Linked DNA regions of Homo sapiens: regions 1 and 3 are each linked to region 2. The links are chromatin contacts, found by Hi-C or POLR2A ChIA-PET in ENCODE. All regions are on one chromosome and are shown on one strand. Each heading gives the region's core, a stretch centred on a gene start or an enhancer-like site at or near the end of the contact. The rest is flanking DNA. Distances are from core to core; before and after follow the strand shown. Region 1 holds the start of TAF13 (TATA-box binding protein associated factor 13). Region 2 holds the start of GPSM2 (G protein signaling modulator 2). Region 3 holds the start of HENMT1 (HEN methyltransferase 1).

Region 1 (4,187 bases), core at 1,484-3,983, 200 kb before region 2:
AATTATAGGATGTCACTTCCAAAATTAGGTAACAAAAAACCTGTGATTTCTGTCTTTTGGGTTCTCCCACTTGTGTCCTCTGGAGGAAGGCAACTGGCACATTGTGAGCTGCCCTATGGAGTGGATTACATGGCAAGGAACTGAGGGAGACCTCTGGGCAACATCCATTAAAGAACTGAGGCCCTTAGTCCAACAACCTGGAGGAAGTGAAACCTCCAGCAACCTGTGAGTGACTCTGGCAAATTCTCCTCCATCAACACTTGAGGTATGACTGCAGCCCCAGCCAACATCCCGACTGCAACAGGAGGGACCTTGAGCCACAGGCACCCAGTTAAATTGCACCCACATTGCTGACCCACAGAAACTGTGTGATATTTGTTTTAAGCCACTAAGTTTTGGGGTAATTTGTTACAGCAATAAATAACTAATATATCTACCTACTCACATAATTTTGAAAATAACATAATATCCTAACAGGATCCAGTGATCCAGTGGCCAGGAGGTCAGGCATAAAGGTAATATAAAAGTAAAGTAAAAATAGTAACATTTGTTTCAATATATAAATACTCAGGTATGATGGCACTAGGGGGGGATAATGAAGATTTCAGATGCTTCTACCTATATGTAGAATTGCTTTGAATGCAGACTGATTTGGGTGAGTATTGTCGACCTAAAAGGAAGAAGCTGAGGCAAAATTAATATAAATAGAGAGTTTATTTGGGCCAAACTTGAGGATTACAACTCAGCAGCATAAAGTTGCCTAGAATATACACTCTAAGATTAGCAGCAGGTACAAGTGGATTTTTAAAGGAAAAGAATGAGGACAGGGAGTGGGCTGATACAAAGTTGTCTTTAAGGAGTTCTCATTGGTTCACAAAAATAACATTGATTAGTAATTGGCTAAACATTATCAAGCTATAGGGTGTGCGATATGGTGTCTGATGGGGCATAATTAGGCTAATTTATAACTAATACTTGTGGCAATAGCAAGCGGTTTTAAGACATAAATACATAGCTCAAAAGGGGGCAAGCAGGATGTGATTGCCTCTCATTTTAATGCCTCTTTGGGCCTAATAATTTAACTCACATTCCTCAAATCAAAGTTATTTTTTCATTATTCACTATTCAAATTATTACAAGTGATGTTGCTTTTGGTGACGTTATTTCTTGAAATGGTACACAGCTCTTAATGAATTCCAGACCAAACAAAATACAATTACTATTCAATTTTGGGGTAATAACATTCCTAGAAACTTCAACGTACATTAAAAGTGTGGGAAAATGCTTTGTGTTTATTTTTTTAATTTTTATTTTTTGAGGTGGAGTCCCGCTCTGTCACCAGGCTGGAGTGCAGTGGCACAATCCCGGCTCACTGCAACCTCTGCCTCCCGGGTTCAAGCGATTCTCCTGCCTCAGCCTCCCGAGTAGCTGGGATTACAGGCGTGCGCCACTACGCCCAGCTAATTTTTGTACTTTTAATAGAGACGGGGTTTCATCATGTTGGCCAGGATGGTCTTGATCTCCTGACTTTGTGATCCGCCCACCTCGGCCTCCCAAAGTGCTGGGATTACAGGCGTGAGCCACTGCGCCCGGCCGCTTTGTGTTTATTAACAAAGATAGGTTCAACTCTCAGATAATTAGTTTTCACTCACCGAATGTTCAGCAGGACATTCAGAAATCGTGTGTATTACGGGATTTTCTTTATGTAGCATCATCTGTTACACTGTAGGGACATTTATATTATATCCCTAGCTCTGGCCTTCCGATGCCTGTGGTTTTGCCAGCCATTGTTCTGACCAAAAGCCTTCCCCGGTGGACACGGTGGCTCACACTTGTAATCCCAGCACTTTGGGAGGCAGAGCGGGGCAGATCGCTTGAGGCCATGAGTTCCAGACCAGCCTGGGCAATGTGGGGAAACCCCATCTCTACTAAAAATACAAAAATTAGCTGGGCATTGGTGGTGTGCGCCTGTAATCCCAGCTACTTGGAGGCTGAGGTGGGAGGATGGCTTGAGCCCAGCAGGTCTAGGCTGCAGTGAACCCTGATTGCGCCACTTCACTCCATCCCGGGGGACAGTGAGGTTGTGTCTCAAAAAAACAAAAATAAGGCCGGGCATGGTGGCGCACGCCTGTAATCCCAGCTACTCGGGAGGCTGAGGAAGGAGAATCACTTGAGCCCGGGAGGCAGAGGTTGCAGTGGGCCGGGATCGCGCCACTGCACACTTCAGCCTGGGCGACAGAGTGAGACTTCGTCTCAAAAAAAAAAAAAAAAAAAATCAAAAAACCTTCACAAAATTTTAAATGCTTAGTCTCGGGACACCATCTCTTGGAAATTTGTGATGAAGCACAGTATCCCCAATAATTAACACAGTGCTTAGAAACAGTGGAACTACAAATCTTTAAAATGATTTAAAAGCATATTTGTCTGATAAAGGACTGCTGGCTTGCCCTCCTATGATCCATAGCTTCGCAGTCCCCAAACAAGAAGCTGTGATTCAATACGCAGTAGCAAATTCAGGGTGACAACGAGATACTCGCGACCTAGCCCGTGATTTCCTTTTCTTTGTTAGTTTTCAATTCCTTCGGGATTACAGGGAGGCGCTCCGGCCTCCTCCCTTAGAGACTGTCGCATTTCCGCCGCTAGGCCGGAAAGCACCACCGTCCTCCCGCAGGCCGCAGAGGGCTAGGCCCAGCTACGGCCCCGCGCGTCACCGGAAGTGAGGCGGCGGAAGTAGTGTAACCAGCTGGGAGCCAGCCGGCAGGACGCTGTGAGTTGGCGTGCTAGTGGGATGGCAGATGAGGAAGAAGACCCCACGGTGAGTGACCGTCTCTGTCCAAAACCTGTCTTTTCTTCACTCCTTCGGGCTCAGTAGCGGAGGCAGAGTTCAGGATCGGGTCTGCTTGCCTTAGTGAATTCAGCGGACAGAGTTCGGGGACTTCACGCCCTAAGGATTGATCATTTTAGAAAGTGGGGAAGGACATGAAGGAAGAGTAGGTTTTGTGACCCCTTTCCCCTTGATTTTGGTCTGTATTTGCCAGACACTGAAACACGTACAGAATCATCAGAGATCAAAACTAACATCTATTAGCGCGCACTATGAGCCAACAGTTCAATTGTTAACAAAACTGTACTTACTGTGAAGTAATGGGAAAAGAATGCATTGAAAGTCAGACAGCCTGGATTTCAAAATTTCCATTCTCTCTGAGCAAGTTATTTAACTTTGAACATCAGTTTTCTTTTTATAAAATAGGGTTACGGGCTTACTTAAGGAACGTTTTTAGCACTGTATAAGCAAATGCATAGGAAATATTAGTTTTGCTTACTACAAAGTCTACAAAGGTAGACTTTGATTCAGTATCAACTGTTTAACAGTAACAGTAGTAATAGGCCACCTTAGTTGTTTAAAAATAAAACTTATGGTCATTGGAACTCTTACAAGTAGAAGCAGTAGGATTATTAGTTAGGAACATTGTAGAAGCCATTTTTGCATGAGTTGGAAGTTGGACTAGATACATAGGCTCCTTCAATGCTAAGGTTTCGTGGTTTTTTTTTTTGCTGCTTCCTTTGGCTTTCTGGCCTATCTGTTGAAAAGGAAAAAAAAATGTCATTATTAAAATATCAAATGCAAGGCAATTATTTGACATTTCTATATATACATTTTAACTTCTAGTTTGAGGAAGAAAATGAAGAAATTGGAGGAGGTGCAGAAGGTGGACAGGGTAAAAGAAAGAGACTTTTTTCTAAAGAATGTAAGTAGTATTTGACAATGATTTTGTTATAGATGATGAAAACTTTTGGACATGTCCTTTCAAAGTAGCTTTATTGCTTTGAATGTTTCCCTGTAGGGATAATATTCTCAGACTAGCCTATCAAATTCTGTTTAACTTTTGAATCAGATAGTACCAATCCTAACCCCAATTGTGTGTGTGTGTATAAATTGCTTTTTTTTTTTTTTTGAGACGGAGTCTCGCTCTGTCGCCCAGGCTGGAGTGCAGTGGCGCAATCTCTGCTCACTGCAAGCTCCGCCTCCCGGGTTCATGCCATTCTCCTGCCTCAGCCTCCTGAGTAGCTGGGACTACTGGCGCCGGCCACCACGCCCACCTAATTTTTTTTGTGTGTTTTTATTTTGCTTTATTTTATTTTTTTAATTTTTTTAGTATTTATTGATCATTCTTGGGTGTTTCTCA
Region 2 (4,798 bases), core at 1,453-3,952:
TAACTATTGTATTTTTAGTACAGACGGGGTTTCACCACGTTGGTCAGGCTGGTGTTGAACTCCTGACCTCGTGATCCGCCCACCTCGGCCTCCCAAAGTGCTGGGATTACAGGCGTGAGCCACCGTACCCGGCCTCAGCCTTTTATTTACACAATGGGGAACCTTGCTGGTATTTTTTCCCCACAAAGGAATAGCCAAGTTGGATCTCTGCTAGGAAGATAAACCAGCAGCAACATATAAGGCAGGAATGGGGAGAAAAGAAAAATACTACAAAAACTCCAGAAACAACTACTGAATAGGAAGCATTTTCTTGTCATCTCACAACACCAACGACATTGCTTTGCACATAAGAGAGGCCCAACAAACTTTAATTTCTTCCCTGGGAAGAAGACAGGAATTATGACGAGGCCAAAGAATCCTACAATAGTGAGAAAACCGGACTGTAATACATTTCTTCTCCACAGTAAAGATTCTATTCATATTTATGTAAGAAACTCAGAAAAGTCTTACTCTTCACTTATGTTTTGTATAAAGATGATTAAGAAGATATTGAAAATATAATGTGATTTATAAGATGATTTATAAAATAATGAAGCAAGATAGTTCCAACAGAAAGATTGAAATATTTCTGCGAAGCTACAACAAAACACAGCACCTAAAGGCATCTTTAAAGTAGAACTTGTCCCTACAAATGGAATCCAGAGACACAGCAGAGATTTAAACAGACACACAGAAGCAATACAGCATGTGCTTTGGGATCAGGCCATGATTTGAATCTCGGCACAGTGACTTATTAGTTATATGATCTTACGCTAAACTCTCAGTTGGTGTGGGCATAATGACACTTACCTAAAATGTGCTGTGATAATTACAGACATGATTTATAAAGCACCTGACCCAGCACCTGGCTCTGATACATAACAAAAGTACTCAACATAGTGCTGTAGTAATAACAGTAACTGTTATTATAAAATAGACATATTTAATATATATTCAAATAAATTTAGAATAACCTAAATCTATGTCAGATTTTCCATTTTAAAATTCCAGAGAACTAATTACAAATTTCTAAAGATAGATCTTAGAAATATTTTATGTTTATGAAAAGGTCATTTTTAAAACTACTATATCTTATCACTGTTTTAATTAGTCTAGTAAGCAAGTCTCAGATCTATATTAAAATATGTTTGTAACACCGAATATCTGATTTAAGAATGTAAGAAAATACAATTAAACTGCTTATCTGGCCAGAGAGGATTTTGGAGACATGCCTCTACAACAACATCACACAACTTTTTACTTTGAAACCGCTCCAATACTTAAATTATAAGTAATAGCCTGGGAAATAGCTTGCGAAAACGACTCCGTGGTAGTTGTAAAGAGAAGTAGGTGTGAGACCACCCCTAATCCCTGAGGCCCCCCTCTCCTTACACACACCATGTCAACCAACAGTGATCTACCCTTTTTAATGTTGTTTATTCACTTCTAAACAATCAACTAAAGCTGCTCCTGAATAGTGAGAACCCAATCAAAAGTGGTATTTATCAGAAGCAATCACACCGGCTATTATCAGGCCAGAAATCTTCGGTACACCCTTCTAAAGTGGCAGCTTGAAAACTCAGCTCTGTTGGTCCTGCTGACTTCCAACACACCCCACGAACGCTCCAATGCAAACCCGATAGAAAGGAAAGCCAAGAACCTACTTCGTTTAATTCTACGGTGTGGTTAAATTATGCATTAAGGCCAATAAAATTTCCATCCTTACTCGTTTTCTTTAACAGAGTTCAAATGCTACTAGTTCAAATGCTCTAACTGGTTACTATTAAAACAAGGAAATTACAGATTTTTTTTTATTCGAAGGTATTCTATAGATTTCAGGAAAGAGTTTTCTTAACGTTTTATGTTTACTTACTCTTTTTGCAGCAACTACCAATTTCTATGGTAAATCGACCAGTTGGTGCCCAAAAGTTCACTAATTTAAGCACGGTCAAGGCAGGTATTTGCCATAAACTGCCTGGTTTAGGTAGGACGCGCCCGACTCCAAGTGATTGCAATCAGCCTCGGAATGAATTCCACGGGGATTCGGGCTTTGATTCACAATTTGTTACTCACATTCAGAGTGGTAAGAAGTCGCTGGACTCTAGTATAGTTTTTATCTTAAAAAAAAAAAAAGACTCAGGAGTGAGGCTCTTAACGCTTTACTCTCATTTGAAGACCTTCCGACAAAAAAGCAGCAACTCCTCAAGCCGAGTTTCTGGTTTCTTGAGCATCGACGCCGCGTCCCCGCAGCGCCCACAGGTCCCGCAAGCCCCCAGCCCGCCTCCTGCCCAAAACAAAGGACGTCACCCCCAGACCTCTGGACACAGAAGCCCCACACGCACGCACACGCACCCCTCCCTGTCACCTCCCTCCGAGAGCCCCTCAAACGCCTCAGAACCCGCGTCGCGGAAGCGCTCACCTCCCGCGGGCGGGCGGGTCCCGGGTACGCGGTGAAGGTGCAGCGGCGGCCGCCTCGGGCGACAGACGGGTGGTCACGGCCCCTCCCCAAGGCAGGGGCACCGCAGGAGGCCGGCGCGCCCCCTGCTCCCGCCCCCGGCAGGTCACGTGGGCCAGAGCTCGTAGCGCCCCTCGCTTTCCCGGAGCGTCCCTCCGCCACCTAGGGGTCCCGCCGCTCCGCCGGTCTCAACACCGCCCTCCTCTGCGCCTGCGCCCCGGCTCCAGGCGCTCTCATTCAAACCGACAACGCCCCGCGTCTTTCGGACCGGCCAATGGCGGGCGGCGCAGCGGGGCGGGGCGGGGCGCTGGTTGCCCCCCTCTTCGCAGTCCTGGGGAACCGTCTGCGTGTCAAGGTGACAGGGGGCTTGGGAGCTTGGTCCTCCTCTGCTCCGGGACGTGTCCTCAACCCTCAGACTGAAGTTTCTTTCCTGTCCTCTTCTTTCTTCTTCAGACACTAAAAAGTAGAGCAATAAATATTGTCTAGAGTTGGCCGGGCGCTGTGACGGACGGCTATAATCCCAGCACTTTGGGAGGCCGAGGCGGGCGGATCACCTGAGGTCGGGAGTTCGAGACCAGCCTGACCAACATGGAGAAACCCCGTCTCTACTAAAAATACAAAATTAGCTGGGAGTGGTGGCGCATGCCTTTAATCCCAGCTACTCAGGAGGCTGAGGCAGGAGAATCGCTTGAATCCGGGAGGCGGAGGTTGCCGTGAGTGGAGATCGCACCATTGCACTCCAGCCTGGGCAACAAGAGCGAAATTCCATCTCAAAAACAAAACAAAACAAACAAACAAAAAACATCGTACAGAGTTCAGATAGAGGCTGGCCTAGATCCCTTTAAAAAAGGAGCGCAAAACCAGCGCCGCCTTTTTGGAAGACTTGGTGCTGCGCTACAGAATGAGTGTCCCAAGCGGCAGATGCGGGATATAGAAGAAAAAGAGGCCTCTGTGGAAGGAACAGAGGGACCGTGTGAAAGTCTGAACAAGGCAGCCTCAGTTCTTGAGGCTGTGCCCAACCCTGGCGTTTCCAGCTGTTGGAAAAGCAAACTTCTGTTGACTACAGAATCGCTGGTTCCCAGGAAAATTGGGTGGCAGTTTTACTCAGTTTCACTCAGTTTCAGCGCCTACATTCTAAAGACACTGGGAAGAATAAGTTTTATTTCCATTCACCTCTCCTCCATGTCAAGGTGACCCCAAAATAGTAGTCACCTTATAGTTTGTTCTTCACAAAATACCGGCCGGGCGCGGTGGTTCACATCTGTAATACCAGCAACTTTGGGAGGCCGAGGCGGGGGGATCACCTGAGTTGGAGACCAGCCTGGTCAAAATGGTGAAACCCCGTCTCTACTAAAAATACAAAAATTAGCCGTGCCTGGTGGTGGGCGCCTGCAATCCCAGCTATTCGGGAGGCTGAGGCAGGAGAATTGCTTGAACCCAGGAGGCGGAGGTTGCAGTGAGCCGAGATCGCGCCACTGCACTCCAGCCTCGGCGACAGAGCGAGACTCCGTCTCAAACAACAACAAAAACCAAAATACCAAGACCAGAGTCTCTCTGGGGTAAAGCATCTGATGAATTTACTTAGATTATTTTTCAAATAGATATTTCTCTTCTGAAATGAAGTTTAAATGTTTCTACAGGGTAAAGGCTATGTTAAAGAAAACTCCGGGTTCAGTATCTCCGTGAATGATGGCCATAACCAGTGATCCAAGCAACATTTCCCATTAGGTGCATGTTATGGCAAATTGCTTAAAGGAACAGCTTTATCATCAAACTAGACCTGGGTTTGAGTTCCAATTCTGCTACTTACTTGCTGATTGACCTTGAATGAGTTATCTTCTTTAGTCTTAGTTTCCCCACCTGTAAAACATAATAAAGCCTCTTCTAATAAGGGTTGCTATGATGCTTCTGTGAGGTAAGGTTGTTAAGTGGTTGACATAGGGCCTGACACATAGAAACTGCTCCATACTTGATACCTATTATCGTTACAACCATCTTTAATATCAGGTTCTTGTAAATAACAATGGAATTGGTTGGCTGTACTGTTTCAGAGGTAGGTATTAATTCCTTCTTAATTATAAATTCTTTTAAAGTATGGATACTGTGAAAGCCACAAAGGAAATTTTATATATATAGAGAGAGAGACAGGACCTCCCTCTGTCACCCAGGCTGGAGATCACTGCACAGCAGCCTCAACCTCCCAGGGCCAAGTGATCCTCCGATCTCACCCCTCCCCTACACCCCAGTAGCTGGGACCACAGGAGCTTGACACTATGTCTGGCTATTTTTATTTTTTCAGTAGAG
Region 3 (4,745 bases), core at 1,482-3,981, 220 kb after region 2:
GGTCTCGCTATGTTGCCCAGGCTGGTTTTGAACTCCTAGCCTCAAGCCATCCTCCTGCCTCAGCCTCCCAAACTGCTGGGATTACAGTCATGAGCCACCTCACTCAGCCCAGGATAACTCTTGATTACCTATTGTGTGCCAGACACCTACACCTGCTGGACTGTAAAAGCTATGAAAGGATCTTTATCTGTCTTTTAAATTCAAACAAGTACTTGATCCATAATAAATACTCTATACACATTTACCAAATAAGTAATCATTTCTCATTTTTTAACTTAAAAAAACCCCCTAACACTCAGAGAGGATGCAACTTCCAAAGGTTATGCAGTAATAGTAAAATCTGGATTTAAGGCCTATTTGACTTAAAATCCACTCTAAAAGACGTTACATGGTCTATAACTCAGTAGGACTTACCTTGTGTACGAAGGAAAGATGAGTTATAATGACAAAATGAGATGACAAGGCTAAGCTATTAGCTGTGGGAAGGAACAGATGGTAGATGACAGCTTGAAGAAGTCAAAATTTGGTGATTGTCCAAGTGTGGGAAGGACAAAAATGGACAGAGCCAAGGATGATTTTTCAGACTCTAATAAGAGTAGGAGGCCAGGAGAATGATGAAATAGGCAAATTTGGAGAGGGAATGGACATGAGGAGCTCAAGTTCATAAATGGGCTAACCAGCAGGGGAGGCAAAAACCCTAGATCCAGGAATGCTGTATAGATGATAGCTTTTATGTTTTCCTTAAAATTTTTGAAACTGTGGTAAATATACATAAAACCACTTTAACAATTTTTAAGTTCAGTGGCATTCAGTGCAACCATCCTATCTACAAAACTTTTCCATCACCCATTAAACAACTCTCAATTCCCTCCTCCTCTCAGCCCGTAGCAACCACCATTCTACTTTGTCTCTATGAATTTGGCTACTCTAGGTACCTGATATAAATTGAATCATGCAGTATTTGTCCTTCCGTGACTGATTATATATCACTCAGCATATCATCATCAAGATTCATCCATGTGGCAGCAAATGTCAGAATTTCACTCCTTTTAAAGGTTGATTTTCCTGAAACTCTGATTGGAAAAATAAAGGCTGAATATTCCATTGTATGTATATCACATTTTGTTTATTCATCCTTTAATGGACATTTGGGTTGTTTCCACATTTTGGCTACTGTGAATAATGCTGTTACGAACTTTGGTGTACAAATACCTGTTTGAATTCCTGCTTTGAGTATATACCCAGAAGTGAATTTATTATTTAAACATTCTATTTTAAATTACATCCTGTAGTAAGGTGTACACTCCTTTAATGAAGTCTGCTAAAACTAGTTTCCCCAAGTCAACAGGAACCTCTCAAACTGTAATGTGAAATTATCACTGAGTGTTTTTTCTTTTTAGACATGGTCTGGTTCTGTCGCCCAGACTGGAGTGCAGTGGTGCAATCATAGCTCACTGCAGGCTCAGATTCCTGGGGTCAAGTGATCCTCCGGCCTCAGCCTCCCAAACAGTTGGGACCACAGGCAGGCACCACCATGCCCAGCTAATTTCTTTTTTTTTTTGGTAGAGACGGGGTCTCACACTCCGGGGCTCAAGTGATCCCCCAAAGTGCTGGGATTACAGGCGGAAGCCACGGTGCCGGGCCTTATGATTGAATTTTTGAAGCTTATTGTTAGTTATGTACTTCTTTACCTATGACACTAGACTCCCCAAAATGCCAAAAACAAGATTGGTGTAATTTATCATTGTGGTACCCTTAAGCTGTCAGCATAGTGCTTTGCATACAGCAGGCGTTAAATGTTTGAAAATACAGTTCCAATATATCATTTGTGGCATATTAATAGGCTATTAATTCAGTAGCAAAAACACCAGCTTTTGCATCTTTCAAAATATAAGTCAATCTTTTTTCCCTAAAGAAGGCAGCTTCGTCCCTCCCCTCACCCCCCTAATACTCTTCCATCATATACAGGAAAGAAAGTACTTATATATATTAAGTGGAGTCTCCAGAGGGAAGGATGGCAGGATACAATAACTTTTCCAAGAGATCAACAGTTCTATCCACAACACTCGGGGAAAACTATTTCGGGGGTCGGGTGGCGGTGGAGAGGGGGCGTTGGGAGCGGAAAGAACGTTTTTCTGAACGCAGGTGTCACTGGGCCAACTTCACCCAGCCTACATTCCTTTAAGGCCCCCGTGGACTGCTCTGGGATGAAAGCGGAGGCTGACTGGGACTCCAGCCGCCGGCCGCCTCGCGTGGAGCCTTGCTGCTCCTCTTGCCGCCTTCCGCTGGCCAGGACCGTTTTTAGGCCTTTGCCACGCCTCGGGAGCGCCACGAACTCAACAGCCGCCCAAGCCGCCTTCCGGCTCGCGGTCTGCGGACGCGCTCGGAGTTGGGGGCCTTCGCCAACAGCTGCCGTACCGTGCCGCGTCGCAGCCGCACGCTAGCGGGGTCAACGGCGCGGCAGGCGCAGGGGTCCTCGCCAAGGTTCGGAAGAGGACCTTGAAAATGGCTTCTGGGCATGCGCCACAGCGGCCGTTACGAGACGCAAAACCGACGCCTTGGAACTGAGAGCCTAGAGGGACGGAGCTCGGCGCACCATGAGGCTCCCGGGGCCCAAGGCCGACCGTGAGAGCGCACGAGGTTGGCGAGCCCCGCGGGGAGGCCGAGGCGCGGGTGCGGGCGCCGGCGTAGCCGCGGCGGTAGCGTCACGCAGCGAGGCCGTGCGTGCGCGGGCGTCAGGGCGGCGCTGAGTTGAGGACGCTGGCGGCTCCGCGACGAGCTTTGTTTTTTCGGTTGGGCATGCTGCTTACCGCAGGATGATGGAAGCGACGGCCCGTACAAAGACAGAAGCGTTGGTTTCAGTGAGCAGGGTTTCTTTTTCTTTTTCTTTTTTTTTTTTTGAGACGGAGTCTCGCTCTGTCGCCCAGGCTGGAGTGCAGTGGCGGGATCTCGGCTCACTGCAAGCTCCGCCTCCCGGGTTCATGCCATTCTCCTGCCTCAGCCTCCCAAGTAGCTGGGACTACAGGCGCCCGCCACTACGCCCGGCTAATTTTTTGTATTTTTAGTAGAGACGGGGTTTCACCGTTTTAGCCGGGATGGTCTCGATCTCCTGACCTCGTGATCCGCCCGCCTCGGCCTCCCAAAGTGCTGGGATTACAGGCGTGAGCCACCGCGCCCGGCCAGGGTTTCTTAATACAAGTTGGTGACTAACATGTTGCCTAGATTCCAGATTAAAGTCTAGTTGTTGGAGACACATGTGCAATAGAGAACTAAAATTTAAATTCAAGTTCGTGAGTGAATTGAATAGATGTTGGAGCATCTCTAGTTTATCAAGGACACTTTTTTTCCCCCTCGAAATTTCATTTTGACGATGTGTGGAAAAATTTTTGAAAAAATTTGAAGTTGAGGGTCTTAGCAATGAAATGGGCAGAACTCCTAAGATTGCTCCGTTTGTATCTAGTTGAACTATTCATGATAGTAAAGGGAAAGGATGGCTGTTTTCGCTCTTAGTAGGGTTTGACGTAGTGAAAAGTTACGCTTTCTGAGCCTGTTTGCGAATGTCTGAAAAAATACTGGATACATTCTGTGGATTAAATGGTAGTCCACATTTAATCCACAGATTGGCTATTGTGAATAATGCTATGAACTTCGGTGTATAAATATCTGTTCGAGTCCTGCTTTCGTGTTTTTTTTTTTTTTTTTGAGTACTCAGAGGTGAATTCATTATTTACTTTTAAGCGTTCTATTTAAATTATATACTGTAGTAAGGAGTAAGAAAGAGGCTTTCGTTCTTCCCTTCTGAACTAGGCAGCTATTTCTTTCAGGTATCGCTTTACAAAAACGGTTTTGTATTTATTACAGCTGAGTCAGTGCTGATTCTCTCAAATAGAGCTTGAAGGATAAATCTTCATTTTTGTTTCAACAAAACTTCGAAACAAAATGGAAGAAAATAATCTACAGGTAATGCCACCCTTCTTAGCTGCGTCTTTGACTCTTAAGAATTATCACCTGGATGTATTGTGAGATAATTGCAAACAAAATTGATCACATTTAGGTCCTAGCATTTCCCGGGGTGTTGGTTGAGGTAAACAAGGGTATACATAGATGAAAGAGTCACATTTGGTGTATGTAAGTAAAATAAATGTTTTTACTTTTATCACTAGGTGTTAAAGTAGCAAAATCTATTTTAAAAACACTCTAAGTAGTGTTCCCCAATGTGGTTGTGTATATGGATCACCTGGGGATTTTGTTAAGTTGCAGATTCTGTTTAAGGAGGTCTAGGGTGAGGCCCAAGCTTTTGTGTTTCTAAAGTTTCTAGGTGAAGATGCCACTGGTTTGGAAACCACATTGGGAGTACCTAGGGTGTAGCTCCCTGCTGTCCAGTAGCTACACATGGCAAGTGGGCACTTGAAATGTGGCTAGTGGAATTGAGGAACCGAACTTTAATTTTTTTTTTTTTTAAGACAGGGTCTTGCTCTGTTGCCCAGGCTGGAATGCACTTGCCCAGTCACGGTTAACTGCAACGCTGACCACCTGGGCTCATAACTTCATTTTTAATTTTAAGTTTAAAATTGGATATTTGATTACATTATTGGAAAAAAGTATGTTTGGAATAACTTGGGTATGTGCATGTATATTTTAAATGTAAAGTTTTTAAATCCAATACAGACAAGTATTTCTGATGAAGGTTTTGGAACTGAGACGCAGAAGTACAAAATATGTAGCACACTGGATTTTGAAGACTT

The links. Hi-C counts contacts between places; a loop is a spot of excess contacts on that map. ChIA-PET counts read pairs that join two places held with the same protein, here RNA polymerase II (POLR2A). Pooled maps may share reads with other maps.
Region 1: a map with no recorded cell type shows a loop between it and region 2 (8-fold over the local background). The contact joins the promoter of TAF13 here to the promoter of GPSM2 in region 2. A Hi-C loop is called at or near these places in 1 of 37 single-sample maps with no recorded cell type and 7 of 50 pooled maps. POLR2A ChIA-PET finds 5 or more read pairs at or near these places in 4 of 52 experiments (GM12878, activated B cell, activated CD4-positive, alpha-beta T cell and 1 more).
Region 3: a loop to region 2 is called in a map of B cell, with 9 times the contacts of the local background. The contact joins the promoter of HENMT1 here to the promoter of GPSM2 in region 2. A Hi-C loop is called at or near these places in 1 of 168 maps with a recorded cell type or tissue (B cell), 2 of 37 single-sample maps with no recorded cell type and 7 of 50 pooled maps. POLR2A ChIA-PET finds 5 or more read pairs at or near these places in 4 of 52 experiments (B cell, OCI-LY7, activated CD4-positive, alpha-beta memory T cell and 1 more).

The regions. Positions count from the first base shown.
Region 1 is chr1:109,074,549-109,078,735 of GRCh38, reverse strand. It overlaps TAF13 (TATA-box binding protein associated factor 13), which reads left to right and starts at 2,733. Exons shown (of 4, transcript NM_005645.4): 1 at 2,733-2,815; 2 at 3,671-3,749. The coding sequence starts at 2,789. TMEM167B-DT (TMEM167B divergent transcript) reads left to right here. Exons shown (of 2, transcript XR_947688.3): 2 at 90-444. RefSeq lists enhancers at 2,476-2,725, 2,826-2,885, 3,490-4,187.
Region 2 is chr1:108,874,889-108,879,686 of GRCh38, reverse strand. It overlaps GPSM2 (G protein signaling modulator 2), which reads right to left and starts at 2,702. Exons shown (of 15, transcript NM_013296.5): 1 at 2,459-2,702. RefSeq lists silencers at 2,307-2,376, 2,467-2,866 and an enhancer at 2,947-3,046.
Region 3 is chr1:108,659,079-108,663,823 of GRCh38, reverse strand. It overlaps HENMT1 (HEN methyltransferase 1), which reads left to right and starts at 2,731. Exons shown (of 8, transcript NM_001102592.2): 1 at 2,731-2,861; 2 at 3,862-3,960. The coding sequence starts at 3,940. RefSeq lists enhancers at 1,834-2,422, 2,423-3,012 and a silencer at 2,598-2,767.